Linked DNA regions of Homo sapiens: region 2 is linked to region 1. A link is a contact called in ENCODE Hi-C data. All regions are on one chromosome and are shown on one strand. Each heading gives the region's core, a stretch centred on a gene start or an enhancer-like site at or near the end of the contact. The rest is flanking DNA. Distances are from core to core; before and after follow the strand shown. Region 1 holds the start of CLCN7 (chloride voltage-gated channel 7). Region 2 holds the start of METTL26 (methyltransferase like 26).

Region 1 (4,006 bases), core at 569-3,068:
ATTGCACTCCAGCCTGGGCAACAGAGCGACACTCTGTCTCAAAAAAAACCAAAAGGAAACAAAAAAAAGAAAAATTAGCCAGGTGTGGTGGCGGGTGCCTGTAATCTCAGCTACTCGGGAGGCTGAGGCAGAAGAATCATTTGAACCCAGGAGGCGGAGGTTGCAGTGATCCAAGATAGCGCCATTGCACTACAGCTTGGGTGACAAGAGTGAAACTCCGTCTCAAAAAAAAAAAAAAAAAAGAAGGAAAAAGAAAAAAGAAATGCCAACCATGGCCGGGCATGGTGGCTCATACGAAGAGTCCTAGCAACTCAGGAGGCTGAGGAAGGAGGATCCCTTGAACCCAAGAGGTCAAGGCTGCAGTGAGCTATGATCTTGTCATTGTACTTCAGCCTGGGTGACAAAGTGAGACTGTGTCTCAAAAATAAAAAAATAATAATAATAATTTAAAAAAAGGCCGGGCACCGTGACTCACGCCTGTAATCTCAGCACTTTGGGAGGCCGAGGCGGGTGGATCACGAGGTCAGGAGATCGAGACCATCCTGGCTAACACAGTGAAACCCCATCTGTACTAAAAATACAAAAAATTAGCCGGCCATGGTGACGGGCGCCTGTAGTCCCGGCTACTCGGGAGGCTGAGGCATGAACCCGGGAGGCAGTGAGCCGAGATTGGGCCACTGCACTCCAACCTGGGCGACAGAGTGAGACTCCGTCTCAATAATAAAAATATCGACCTTTTAAAAGGAAGAGGATGAGGCACAAAATATAAAGAGTTTACTCTAGAGGCTAACGTGGAAGGATCACTTGAGGTCAGAAGTTTGAGAACAGCCTGGGCAACACACTGTGAGCTCCACAGCAAAAATTAGCCGGGTGTGGTGGTGCAGGCCTGTGGTCCCTGTTACTCCAGAGGCTGAGGCGGGAGGATGGCTTGAGTCCAGGAGGTCAAGGCTGCACTGAGCTGTGACCGCACCACCGCACTCCAGCCTGGGCGACAGAAGGAGACCCTGTCTCAAAATAAATAAATAAATGACCCAGAAGGTGGGGACAGGGTGGGGGCTGATGTAAAGCTGTCAAGAATTCTCTTTGGTTTATGGAAATACCATTGATTAGTGATGGGCTGTGCCCTGGTGCGGGTACAGGGTCCGGGCGGCTATTTGGCTAATTCACAGCTATCTGCGTAGTAGCCGGCAGTTTCCAGAGGCGACCCTCCTGTACTGTCTCTGGGGCCTGATCGTTGAAGAGGACTCGCCTTCTGTTCTTTTCTCATTAGGCGGGAGGACCCTCTGGGGCTGCCTGGAGGAAGCCTCCACTCCGACCCTCGCCCGAGTGCCTACTGCGAGGGCGGATGCATGCTTCGGGACTTCTAATTTCATCCTTCACGTCTTTAGCCGCCGCCTATGGCAAGGAAAGGCCTGCCCTCGCCCCTGCCTCCCTCCTCCCTTCCCCACCGCGGCTCCGTCACGATCGGCGCGGGCGACCGGGCCTGGGGGAGCCCCTCCAGCCGGCTCCTGCCCTCAGGCCCCGGGCGCTTCCCTCGCCCCGACTCCCGGGCCCGAGGTCCCGGGGGCGGCCATTCGCCTCCCAAGCACTCGGCGCTCAGCCCAACGGGGCCGCCTTTGCAGTCGCGTGGGCAGAACGGGGTCCTCAGGGCCGCGGCGATTCTCTAGGGCGGGCGGCGCCACGACCCGCCGGGAGCGCGGCTCCCAGGAGCCCCCGCGCGACCGGGCCTCGGTGGTTGCCGTTGCAGGTCACATGGTCGCCGTCGCTCATCACGTGGCCCCGTCGCGCGTCACGTGGCCGCCGGCGCGGGTCACGAGAACAAACACGGGGGCAGCCGGCGCTTCCCGGCCGGTGTCGCTCCGCGGCGGGCCATGGCCAACGTCTCTAAGAAGGTGTCCTGGTCCGGCCGGGACCGGGACGACGAGGAGGCGGCGCCGCTGCTGCGGAGGACGGCGCGGCCCGGCGGGGGGACGCCGCTGCTGAACGGGGCTGGGCCTGGGGCTGCGCGCCAGGTGAGGCCGGGCAGGGCGCAGGCGGGGAAACTGAGCCCTCGTGCGCCCCGCAGCCCGCGCCCTCGTGAGCCTTCTGGCGGCGCCGCGTGTCTCGGTCCTGGAGGCGACCGAGGCGCGGTGGACTCGGGAACGCGCCCCGGGGCTCCTCGGCGGGGCCGGGCTGGCGGGGGCGCCTGGGGTCTGGAGTCTTCGGAGGCCGCGCCGGGCTCGGTGGCCGGGAGGGCTGCGTGGGCGAGGCGGAGCTCGCCAGACCCCGCGGAATGTGGGGCGCTGAGGGGCGCCGGGGCAGCCGTGGCGCACGTTCATTCCCTCCGGTGTCCCCCAGACTGGCCCTAAAGGGGTGCAAGTGGCTTTCTGTTCAGGTGACTTTTAAAAATTGTCATCCTACACGAGCAACTAATTTTGTTTGCGTTTTTGACCCCCTGGGAGATGGAAACAGTTAAGATTGCAGCCGGGTCACTGTCTTTCAGTGAGAATGACTGAGCGCCTTTATCTGCCATCTTTCTGTGTGGGGATCAGTCCCGACTTTCAGGTGATCTTGGGAGTGACGAGTATTTGTACTCAGTCTCCCTTCGCACCGAGTTGAATTTGCAATGTGCAGGCAAACACAATAAGCAGCAAGTCAGAGGTTGGAATGCGTTCCGCATGTCACCCTGCAGCGTGCGTCTGAGCAGTGTTAAGGTCTGGAGAACCGTTGCGGGTACATTTGTTTCCCTGTCTGTGTATTGTCTTAATATTTTTTTTTTTTTGAGACGGAGTTTCACTGTAGTTGCCCAGGCTGGAGTGCAATGGCGCGATCTCGGCTCACTGCAACCCCCACCTCCCGAGTTTAAGTGACTCTCCTGCCTCAGCCTCCTGAGTAGCTGGAATTACAGGCGTGCGCCACCGCGCCCGGCTAATTTTGTATTTTTAGTAGAGACGGGGTTCCTCCGTGTTGGTCAGGCTGGCCTCGAACTCCCGACCTCACGTGATCCCCCGCACCTCAGCCTCCCAAAGTGCTGGGATTACAGGCGTGAGCCACTGCGCCTGGCCGTATTGTGTTACTTTTGAGTTAATGGACCGTTTTGTTGATGGGTCTTAATCTGCTTTGCAGTTATTCTTTACATTTTCTCTTGTCTAGTCCTTTAAACACTTGTCTTGTGCTTAAAGATTAGGAAGGACGGCAGGGCACGGTGGCTCACATCTGTAATCCCAGCACTTTGGGAGGCCGAGGCGGGTGGATCATGAGGTCAGGAGATTGAGACCATCCTGGCTAATATGGTGAAACCCCGTCTCTACTAAAAATACAAAAAATTAGCCAGGCGTGGTGGCGGGCGCCTGTAGTCCCAGCTACTCGGGAGGCTGAGGCAGGAGAATCAATTGAACCCGGGAGGCGGAGCTTACAGTGAGCGGAGATGGCGCTACTGCACTCCAGCCTGGGCAGAGCGAGACTCCGTCTCAAAAAAAAAAAAAAAAAAAAAAAAGTTTAGGAAGGACACGAAAATCAGCCTGTTTCCATAGAACCTACATTTAGGTTTTCCCAATTCCTTAGAAACGCACCAGACAAAGAAGGTCATAGTCTGCCTTTTGCTGATAAGAAGCAGCAGCTCAGCTCCCTTTGAAGTGGGCCCTCCTGCTCTCCGTGCTGTAGTCTGCATGAAAAGTGATCTGAAGGGGTTAATTTGAAGTGATGGGGCCATGGGTGATTAGTTATTTGTGTGTATGCCTGTGTGTGTATGTGTATGCCTCTGTGTGTGTGTGTGTGTGTTTCTGTTTTAAAAGAAAGGCCAGGTGTGGTGGCTCATGCCTGTAATCCTAGCACTTTGGGAGGCCAAGGTAGGGGAGGATCACTTGAGCCCAGAAGTTCAAGACCAGCCTGGGCAAAATAGTGAAACCCTGTCTCAAAAAAAAAAAAACAAAATTAGCCAGGTGTGGTGATATGCATCTGTAGTCCCAGCTACTGGCTCGGGAGGCTGAGGCAGAGGAGTCGCATGAGCCCAGGAGGTTGAAGCTGC
Region 2 (4,006 bases), core at 996-3,495, 840 kb after region 1:
TTCAAGGAAGGCCAGTGTGATCCCCGTCATCTGTGCAGCCTGCGTCCTGCCCTGGCTTCTCCCAGTGGCCTTCAGCGCAATCACTCACACAGGCCAGGGAGGCAGGACGGGGTGCTGGGGGGCCTGTGCACAGCCTGAGGGCATATGCTCCTGTGGAAGACCTGGCAGCAAGGACCAGCTGAGTTAGAGTGAGGGCGGTGCTGGGGAGGGAAGCCCCATGTGGGGAAGGGCATAACCCGAGCTCACACAGGCTCCCGAAGGCGGCCCCCCACCTTTGGGGCCCACTGCAGGCGGCAAGGACAAGCTGGGCTGGCCCAGAGCTCAGCAGAGCTAGCGTTTGCTTCAGCCATTGGTGGTCAAGCCACGAGGCCCAAACATCCAGCCCCAACAATAGGCCATATCTGAAGTCAGGCAACACTAAACCTGCCATGCGCTGGGCACTGTAGGCAGCTCCTGAACGCAGCTCCATTCAAGGGGGGAAGCAGGGAGGCGCAGAGAGACTGATCTCGGGCTCCTCTTTCCTGTGCCTAGGGAAGCCCAGGTGAAATCTGGGTGAGGAGAGGTGCATGGGCCCCAGGAGAACCACTGGTCATCATAGGTCCCTCCTCCTGGGGCTCTCCTCGAGGTGGGGGTTGGGGGCAGGGTGCGCATTGAAGGAGGCGCAGGGAAAGTGCTCAGCCCACAGAAAGAGAGATGGAGGCGGCCAGTCAGGCGAGGAAAGCGTGGGCTTGGGCCGCAGAGCCTGCTGCAGGGTCTGGCCAGTCACCACCACGGCGGACACCAACATCTCCTGGCAGGGTTGTCCCTGACCCCTGACTCCCTGAGCCCCCCATGGCCCGCGTTCCCAGTCCCAGACTGGCAGCCTGTAAGCCACTCTCCTACCCTGAGCCACGTGACTGGCCCTCCCTGGTTTACCCCTTCCAACGTCCTTGCCCTAGCCAGAGCGATATGGGGTTCCCATTGGTGAAAAACGGCTCAGCAAAGGCGCTAAGCCAGTCCTGAATGCAGAGCCAGGCGCTTGGCACTTTCTGGAGAAGAGCCCGGCTCTGAGGCTGGGACCCCAACCCTCGGGCGCACATAAATCGCGGCCTGTGACTTGATTTCGGGGGTCACCGACCGACCCCTCACGCTATCCGTGGGCCCTGAGCTGGTGCTGTTACCCCAGTGTCACAGAGAAACCCTGGGGCATTATTCGTGCCCCTCCCGCAGACCGCCCAGTTCTGCAGGCTGGGACCGCCCGCCCCGCCCTCTGCCGCCCCTGCCGCCCCTGCCGCCCCTGCCGCCCCTGCCGCAACCCCGCTCTGGCCCCGCCCCAACCCGCCAGTCCACACTCATGTCCCGCCCCCCAGCCCCGCCTCCCCTCTCGGACCCGCCCCGATATGGCCCCGCCCCTCCGGCAACCCCGCCCTAAACTCGGACCAACAGGGGGCCCCAGCCCAGCCCCGCCCTCTCCCCAGCCCCGCCCCGACAGGGCCTCGCCCCCATCGGCTCACGAAGGCCAACGGCTTCCACGGCTCAGGCCCGAATCGAGACTGTCCTCCAGCTCGCGTCCTTCACGCCCGCTCCTTCCCCTCCGGCACTGGGGGGCACCGCGAGACTCTTACCCTCGCGGTCCCGCCAGCTGGGTCCTCCTATGCAGTCGCCAGCTCCCTTGCGCTGAGCCCGGCGCCAGCGGCGGCGCACGCCCGGAGGACTTCCCGCGTCACAGTCTCTTGTCTCCGCGGGCAGCAACTGTCTTAGACAGCGCCGCTGGTGTAGTGGTATCATGCAAGATTCCCATTCTTGCGACCCGGGTTCGATTCCCGGGCGGCGCACTTAGTTTTTTTTCCCATTTGAACATCGAACTCTCGCTAACGCCAGAAATTTAAAAGTAGAGAAAACCCGAAACCAAGGGAAGGCGCCCAGTCTGGCGCAGCGCTGACACAAATTTCGGAGAGTGACACAGGTGCCCTGAAAACCCTGGACGGCCATGGGCGACAGGGTGCCTGAGCTGAGGCGCCTGTAAACCAGCAAGCCAAGCTCGCCGTTCAGTCCCCTGCCTGGGACCGCCACACACCGCTGAGCCGCTCCCCACCGTGCCTCTGGCGACTGCTGGTCCTTTAACAGGAGGCGCGCGTGCTCCTGGGAGTTGTAGTTTATCAGCTTCCGACGTGCCCCGCGGTATCTGGACTACAGCTCCCGACGTGCCCCGCGGAAGCCCGGCCACCGCCCCCGACGCGACCCGCGCCGCGTCCGCGGCGGGGAGTTGTTGCTGCCGCGATGCTGGTGGCGGCGGCCGCGGAGCGGAACAAGGATCCCATCTTGCACGTGCTGCGGCAGTACCTGGATCCGGCCCAGCGTGGCGTCCGCGTCCTCGAGGTGGCCTCGGGCTCCGGCCAGCACGCAGCGCACTTCGCGCGGGCCTTCCCCCTGGCCGAGTGGCAGCCGTCGGACGTGGACCAGCGCTGCCTGGACAGGTGCGGCCCCCGGGGCGGCCACTTCTATCGGTGCGGCGGTCCGGGGCCTCAAGAGCCCACGGCCCGCAGCCCCGGAGGAAAAGGATGCGGCTCGGGCTCTGAGGGTGCGGGGTGGGAGCCTGGGGGTGCCCCCGGGGCAGGCCCTAGCTGTGCGGCCCCCGCGGCTGCGGAAGTGGGTGGACCTCGGGGTCCCCCTTCCCAGCCGCTTTGGTCTCCGCTCCTCAACGTGCCCCCCAGCCTCCCCTAAGAAATTCTGTGGGGGCGTCGGAAAGGCGGGTGCACAGGACTCGGCCCCCACCCAAGCGTTCGCCTCCTGCAGCATCGCGGCCACCACGCAAGCCCAGGGCCTGACCAACGTGAAGGCCCCGCTACACCTGGACGTGACGTGGGGCTGGGAGCACTGGGGCGGGATCCTGCCACAGTCGCTGGACCTGTTGCTCTGCATCAACATGGCCCATGTCAGCCCCCTGCGCTGCACGGAGGTCTGTGGGGAGCCCAGCATGGGTGTCTGCCGTGGCACCACTCACCCTGCATGGGGGCAGCTGGGATGCCAGATTTGCCCCCATCACAGTCGGGGTGAGGGTCTCCAGCCTCCCCCATCACAGTCGGGGTGAGGGTCTCCAGCCTCCCCCATCACAGTCGGGGTGAGGGTCTCCAGCCTCCCCCATCACAGTCGGGGTGAGGGTCTCCAGCCTCAGGGCCTGGCTTCTGTTGGGGGCAGCACCTCACTGCCGTCCTGTTCCTACTCACCAGGGGCTCTTCAGAGCAGCAGGACACCTGCTCAAACCCAGGGCCCTGCTCATCACCTACGGGGTGAGTGGGCCTGTCCACGGCGGGCCTCCCGCTCCCAGTCCTAGCTGCTGTCTCCTGCCCTGCTGAGAGTCCTCCCTCCTGGGCTCCCTGCCCCCCGCCCAGCCACCAGCACGGCCTCCCCTCCACTTCCAGTCTGTACCCCTCCCTGGGTCATCTGCCAGCCTCCCTACCCCCTTGCCCACCAGGCTGGCCTTGGCTGACTCCCTCTTGGGGACAGGGAGGGGGTGCCCTTTCATTCTCCAAACCCCAGCCTGCAAGTCTGTCCCAGGCTCTCTGGGAAATACCCCGACCTTGGTCCAGTGGGCTGTGTCCCCATGCCCACAGCCCTATGCCATCAATGGGAAGATCTCCCCCCAGAGCAACGTGGACTTTGACCTGATGCTCAGATGCAGGTCAGAGCTAGAGGCGGGGGGTCTGGCTCAGGTGGCAGGTGGCTTGGGTGGCACCCCCCAGGCCATGACTCCATCTCCCCACCCTCTGCAGGAACCCAGAATGGGGGCTTCGGGACACAGCCCTCCTGGAGGACCTGGGAAAGGCCAGTGGCCTGCTCCTGGAGAGGATGGTAGGTGGGGGAGCGGGGGCCCAGGCAACCTCTCTAGGGGTTGAGGGCCGTCCTCCAGCAAAGTGTTTCTCCAGGTGGACATGCCAGCCAACAACAAATGCCTGATCTTCCGGAAAAACTAAGCCCCTCCTTCACCCCCGCACACCTGCATCCCTGCCGGAGGCTCTGTGAGGCA

The links. Hi-C counts contacts between places; a loop is a spot of excess contacts on that map. Pooled maps may share reads with other maps.
Region 2: a loop to region 1 is called in a pooled map, with 5 times the contacts of the local background. The contact joins the promoter of METTL26 here to the promoter of CLCN7 in region 1. A Hi-C loop is called at or near these places in 4 of 50 pooled maps.

Annotation. Positions count from the first base shown.
Region 1 is chr16:1,472,840-1,476,845 of GRCh38, reverse strand. CLCN7 (chloride voltage-gated channel 7) reads left to right here and starts at 1,818. Exons shown (of 25, transcript NM_001287.6): 1 at 1,818-2,012. The coding sequence starts at 1,872. RefSeq lists silencers at 1,396-1,745, 1,866-2,075 and an enhancer at 1,315-1,858.
Region 2 is chr16:634,544-638,549 of GRCh38, reverse strand. METTL26 (methyltransferase like 26) reads left to right here and starts at 2,245. Exons shown (of 6, transcript NM_032366.5): 1 at 2,245-2,456; 2 at 2,776-2,938; 3 at 3,210-3,269; 4 at 3,594-3,661; 5 at 3,753-3,831; 6 at 3,906-4,006. The coding sequence starts at 2,260. The coding sequence ends at 3,953. It overlaps TRG-CCC2-2 (tRNA-Gly (anticodon CCC) 2-2), which reads left to right and starts at 1,744; the gene lies at 1,744-1,814. It overlaps LOC100287175 (a long non-coding RNA gene), which reads right to left and starts at 1,598. Exons shown (of 4, transcript NR_149003.1): 1 at 1,494-1,598; 2 at 424-527. RefSeq lists enhancers at 441-1,215, 2,646-3,305 and silencers at 2,234-2,353, 2,404-2,583.